Regions from separate parts of the Homo sapiens genome. Here region 2 is linked to region 1. The links are chromatin contacts, found by Hi-C or POLR2A ChIA-PET in ENCODE. All regions are on one chromosome and are shown on one strand. Each heading gives the region's core, a stretch centred on a gene start or an enhancer-like site at or near the end of the contact. The rest is flanking DNA. Distances are from core to core; before and after follow the strand shown.

What was found. A loop is a pair of places that touch in the nucleus more often than their neighbours do. ChIA-PET counts read pairs that join two places held with the same protein, here RNA polymerase II (POLR2A). Pooled maps may share reads with other maps.
Region 2: a map of lower leg skin shows a loop between it and region 1 (6-fold over the local background). The contact joins two enhancer-like sites. A Hi-C loop is called at or near these places in 5 of 168 maps with a recorded cell type or tissue (Calu3, heart left ventricle, left cardiac atrium and 2 more) and 2 of 50 pooled maps. POLR2A ChIA-PET finds 5 or more read pairs at or near these places in 4 of 52 experiments (AG04449, AG04450, H1 and 1 more).

The regions. Positions count from the first base shown.
Region 1 is chr21:39,628,811-39,631,838 of GRCh38, reverse strand. The region is part of intron 1 of B3GALT5 (beta-1,3-galactosyltransferase 5); the gene reads right to left. Among named protein-coding and RNA genes, the nearest start is that of B3GALT5, 17 kb to the right of the region's middle. Within about 2 kb of position 1,423, at least 2 of the 41 ENCODE cell types and tissues checked have a DNase peak (open chromatin) inside an H3K27ac peak, as active enhancers do.
Region 2 is chr21:39,665,304-39,668,340 of GRCh38, reverse strand. B3GALT5 (beta-1,3-galactosyltransferase 5) reads right to left here. Exons shown (of 4, transcript NM_001356336.2): 4 at 1-3,037. Among named protein-coding and RNA genes, the nearest start is that of B3GALT5, 54 kb to the right of the region's middle. Within about 2 kb of position 1,455, at least 3 of the 41 ENCODE cell types and tissues checked have a DNase peak (open chromatin) inside an H3K27ac peak, as active enhancers do.

The sequences.
Region 1 (3,028 bases), core at 174-2,673:
TTCACCAGCATCCCCTTTCTTGGTACCAGCACTATTCCTCGTGCATACCTTCATATAGCTCTGCCGTATTCTAGTTATTAATTTATGTCTCTCTACTTCTTTACTGAAAGTGACTTGGATACAGGAAAATATTTAAGCGTATCTGTTTAAATCTCAATACCTCATGCATGTCACATCATAGATGCTCAATAAACATTTACTTCCTAAATAAATATCAGCTTCCTAAAGTGAGTTAATAGATCTTTACTGTTATGGGTTGATTTATGTTCCCCTAAAATTCATGTGCTGAAGTCCTAACCCCAATTACCTCAGAATGTGACCTTATTTGGAAATAGGATCTTTGCAGATACAATTCAGTAAGAAGAGGTCATACTGAAGTAGGCTGGGCCCCTAATACAATATCCCTGCTGTCCTTATAATTAGGGGAAATTTGGACACAGACAGGCACACACAGAGAACACCAAGTAACGATGAAGGCGGAGATGAGGGAGATGCTCCACAGGCCACAGAACATCAAATATTGCCATTAACCAGCAGAAACCTGGAGAGATGCACCTAACAGATTCTCCTTCAGCGCCCTCAGAAGAACCCACCCTGCTGAGACCTTCATTTCAGACTTCAGCCTCCAGAACTGTGAGATCATAAGTTTTTGTTATTTAAGGCTTTCAGTTTGTGCTACTTTGCTATGCCAGCCCAAGCAAACTAATACATTTACTACATGAAAACAATTACTTAACACAGCTAATACCTGAATATTTGCAATGTGCCTTCTATGTACTTTGCTAAGCAGCAAATGCAATAATAGCAACATTAGATGGCACTGTGCCCCAAGAACATTTCATTCATTCTATCCATGCGTGCTTCCTCTCCTCTCCAGGAATATTTTGAAAGGAAAATTTTTTTTCCATATAATTTTTCCCCCAATCGATTTTTATTTCTGTCTGGCAAACACTCTTAAAGCAGAGACACTTATCAGAGGAGAGAAATGATGGGATGAAAGGCCTGAAGGCTGCTGGGGAAACATCGCCACTGAGCTGAGCCCTGCCCCACCCTCTAGTATTCCTGCCTCACCTTACCTCCCCATGGCCTTCTCTCTTCTGGTCACCACTCTCAGCAATCCCAGCTTTTCAGTGAATGCATGGAAACTACCTTCACTGAAACCAAATGAGTTTAGCTCCACTCAATTTAATGTGAAAGAAAACGCTGACATGCAAACACCATCCCAGAGTCAAGTGCAAGCCATCCCCTTGTGTATTTCACCATTTCTCACTTGAAAGCATAAACCCAGCACAGATGCTATGGGTTGATGGAGGAAGCCGGCAATATGTGAAAGAGATATTGCACTCACCCAAGTCACTGATTCCCAAGCAGTTCCGAGTGAGTCACTGTAATGGGCATGGCGGAAGAGTGTGGCCACGAGTGTCAAAGGGGGTATTGAGAGACCTAAGACTCTGACGCTTGGAAAACCCCCCTCCAACATTTGGGTTTCTTGCAGAATCTGCTTCCAGCTTCACTCACATTCACTTCACTCCAAATCTAGCTGCCAATACATCGCGTTTACTAAAGATAACTTTGGCAGGAAAACCACAGATTTTAACGTGAAGTGATTCACAGCTAAAATATGACACTTTTTTAAAGCTCATTAAGATTGTTAAACATTGATGGGTTTGTTGGAGAGGTCTCCTGTTCCATTTAAAACATGTCAGTTTTTTCACAGGTATCTGGCTTTGAGTGTTGGTTGTTAGAGAATACGCTAGGACCGTTTTCCCACAAAAACCAAAACTAGTCATTTACTCTAAAAATTTTATTGAGAATATATATTCTATTTAAATTTTCAAAATCAGTTGGAAAAAATTCAAACTTATGCTAAAATAAGTGACTTATAAGCACCACTTTTAAATACTAAACATTTTCATTTTAAACCAGCATTACTGGTATTATAACTATATGTGCTTCTGCACATCAGTGTAACTGTACACAGATTTAAGAGAAAAATGATAGCCTACTTATACTAGTCACGAAACAATAAAACCAGGAATTAACAGTAAGTTTGATAAAGTTCATTTTAAAATTCCAACCACTTAAAGAAAATTAACTATGAGGTCAAAGGAAAAATTACATCTGCAATAACAGATTATTTATAAAACAAAACTAATAAGAACACTAGATATGATTCCTTTAACACATTCAAAGTTGCTTTCAGAGGCAGCTTTAGCCTTAAGCATGTTCATTATGAAAGAAAGAAAAAGACTAAGCTCTCAAAGAATTTAGAAAACAAATTCTAAAAAGTTACAGAAAGTTATAAAAAGTTTTATAGAAAATAGCAGGAATAATAAAATTAAAAGCAGGATTGAATTAATTCAAATATTAAAACAATATTACTGATAAATATGCACTATGCACTCACACTCTAAAATGGATTAAGCTCCAGTGTATCTAATCAACATAGAAAAGAAAAAAGAACAAGAAAAATGAGAAATAGACCATGTGAAATGGCACGTATAGAATACAATCAAGATGTTAAGGCTCGGCATGGTGGCTCACGCCTATAATCCCAGCACTTTGGAGGGCTGAGGCGGGCAGATCACTTAAGATCAGGAGTTCGAGACCAGCCTGGCCAACATGGTGAAACCTCGTCTCTACTAAAAATATGGAAATTAGCCGGGTGCAGTGGCGTGGGCCTGTAGACCCAGCTACTCAGGAGGCTGAGGCAGGGAGAATTGCTTGAACCCAGGAGGCAGAGGTTGCAGTAAGCCAAGATCAGGCACCACTGCACTCCAACCTGGGCGACAGAGCGAGACTCCATCTCAAAAAAAAAAAGGATGTTAAGAGGATGTTAAGAGTTCTGCATGTGGAATCCAAGGGAACTGGGTGGAATCTCAAGTCAACCACTTTTTAGTTACAAGACTCTGGGCACAGTTAACCTCTTAAGACTTGATTTTCTCTAAAAATAAGAATGGAAAAGTAAAATGAGAGAATAGCACTAACTACTTCTTAAAGATCTTGTGAAAATCAAACAAGTACTTCA
Region 2 (3,037 bases), core at 206-2,705, 36 kb before region 1:
TCTGCAATGGTGGTCTTGGAGTCTCAGGTCACAGAGGCTGGCCTGGTACCAAGATCTACTAGGATAAGCCTAGATCCTGGGTCTACTTGAGCAAGTTGTAACCTGGGTCCTCTGCAGCCTGGGGCCATGGAGACCTCTCTGGTACTTGGGGTCAGCCCGGTGCTGGGGATAACATGGAGCCTTGGTCTCTGGATCTATTTACCCCAAATCAGGAAATAACCAAGCAAACCCATTGCTGCTAAGCAACCACTGCAGGCCATTAGATACAACATCGCGATAGCAGCCCATGCATTCAGCCTGCACCCAGTGCTAGGCACAGCCGTGCCAAGAACTCAATGTGAATTATCTTAATTTCCACACCTCTGACAACCTTCTGAGGTGAACACTATTATCATCCCATTTTATAGAGATGCAGAGACTGAGGTGCAGAGAGAATGACCACCTGGGGCCACAGCTAGCAAATTGCAGAGCCAGGGCTGGAACCCGGAGGCGGAGGCTTGAGCGGAGATGTAAATGGAATGGGGCCTCCGTAAGTGGGTCGCCCAGCCCTGGAAGCAAGGTCTCCTCTTCCCCAGTTAGTATCCTCCCATGGGCCCTTTTCCCCAGCTTCCCCACCAGGTAGACAGTAACCTGGTGTCCCAGTTACCTCCTTACCGGGTGGGTCTCTATTTTCCATGGCTCCTGCCACCATGGAAGCTGGAGGCTCTGCAAGGCTGTACGTCAGTACAGTTTCTACAGGTGCACAGGGCTAGCTGTGCCCTAAAGAGCGGACGGAATCCACATTCTGCACTTCTAGCTGCACAACCTTGGGGTGTGCACACACACACACAATGCTTCCTTGTTCTTACCATTCCCAGAGGCCATGCTCATATTTGTTAGCTGAAATTTAAAGCTTAGGAAGGAATTTTAATAAATTACTTATGAAACCAAAGTAAACATCGGGATAATTTTTTGCACAAAAATAACCACACTCAAGGGGATCAAAAACTCGCATGAAAATTAATTATTTGGCTTTCCAAGTCCATTTCAGCCCTCTGTGCCAGCCTGTTGGGATAACCGGTGCAGCACCCGGTGCCCGGCGGGAGTTGGAAATCACCAGTCTGACCTCTCACGGACGGCGTGGCCAAAGTTAACTTAGCAAATTGAGGGCACTGCGAAGCTCGTTAAATAGGCAATGACACATGAAACAATGAAAATTGCTGCTCTTGACCACGCTCACCCTCCTGCAGCCTCCAGGGAGGTGGCCTCGGGGCTCACTGACCCTGTGCCAGGAAGCTCTACCCTCAGGACAGGGTGCCAGAGGGCAAGTCACTGGCTTCCCTGGGCCTCTGAGTTTCCTAATCAGATTTGCTGTTTTAAAAAATTACTCCAAATGTCAAGTGGAGGACAGATTGGAAAGTGGCAGGGACAGGCCCGTGGGACCAGTTAGGAGGAGGTGGCTCGAGTCGGGATGAATCCAGACAGGTGTGGGCGGCAAGCCAGAGGTTAGCACAGCGGGCGTGGGATATGGGGCTCAAGGAAAGAAGGCCTGGCAAGTTATTGTTGACTTGGATTTTTCTTTCCTCTCTTTTCACACAGTGTATTATGTGGTTACAATGGTGTGTTTGAAGAGGAGCAGGAATTAAATACATTTAGGGTTTTGTTTTGTTTTTTAAGGCATGGTGGATGCCAGCAGGCTGAAGGGTCAGGAGGTCTGGTCTTCCCACTGCCACTAAGTGCTGAGCTGAAGCACAAATTCTTGAAACATGGCTGGGTGTGGTGGCTCACACCTATAATCCCAGCACTCTGGGAGGCTGAGGCACGTAGATTACCTGAGGTCAGGAGCTCAAGACCAGCCTGGCCAACATGGTGAAACCCCGTCTCTACTAACAATACAAAAATTAGCTGGTTGGTGGTGCATGCCTATAATCCTAGCTACTCGGGAGGCTGAGGCACAAGAACCCAGGAGGTGGAGGTTGCAGTGATCCAAGACTGCACCACTGCACTTCAGCCTAGGTGACAGAGTGAGACTCTGTCTCAAAAACAAACAAACAAAAACAAGAGTTTGCATGACAGTGTAGATGAGACAGGACTGGCCAGGTGTCGGGCTGGAGGACAGGCGCACAGACTGCACCGTGTGATTCTGTCCACCCTGCATTGTGTGAGGTTTTCCGTTTTGGAAGAAAAGGGGTGAAGAGCATGGCTGTGGAGCATTTCTAGGTTTTCAGGTCACAGAGTCGCACCCATTTCCTACTTACTGACTCAAGTGAAACCACAGTGTTGGCTTACTTTGAAAAATATTTCTTTTTTTTCAGTCCTGGTTCACCCATTCCCTTCTAAAACCCACCTACCATACCAATACATTCAGTTCCACTCAACAAATGTTTATTGAGCATCTACTATGTGCTGGGACCATGCTAAGAATCCAAGGTGCGTCAGTGAAGGAAACAGAGAAAGACCCACGGCCCACACAAAGGTTACATTCAAGTTGCGTGAAACATAAACCATAAAATATAGATATGTTATAATAAACAGATATTACATGCTTTGTTAGAAATTGGTAAGTGCAAGGAAAACAATATAAGGTACGGGGCATGGGAGTGAGGTGAGTTGCATTTTCCTACAGGGAGGTCAGGGTAGGCCTCACTGAGAAGGTGACATTGACCAAATGTCAACAAGGCAAAGAAGCGAAGCATGAGAGCATCTGAAGAAAGGGCACTCCCAGCAGAGAGGACAGCCAGTGCCAAGGCTGACGGGGATGGGCACATAGGGCAAAGGGGCTGCTGTGGCTGGAACAGACTGCTGTTCAGGGAACAGCAAGAGGCCAGAGGGAGTGAGCAAAGGGACACGATTAGGGAATCACAGGTAGACAATGGTATGAAGGATGTGGTTTTTATCCTTAATATCCTTGGTGATGGGAAACCTCAGGAGGGTTTTGAGCAGAGAAATGAGATTTTCAAAGGATCACTCTGGATGCTGCTGGGAAGAGACCAAAGGATGCAATAATGGAAGCTGAGGGAGGGTCTGGAGGTAGCTGCACGAATGCAGGTGAGAGGCA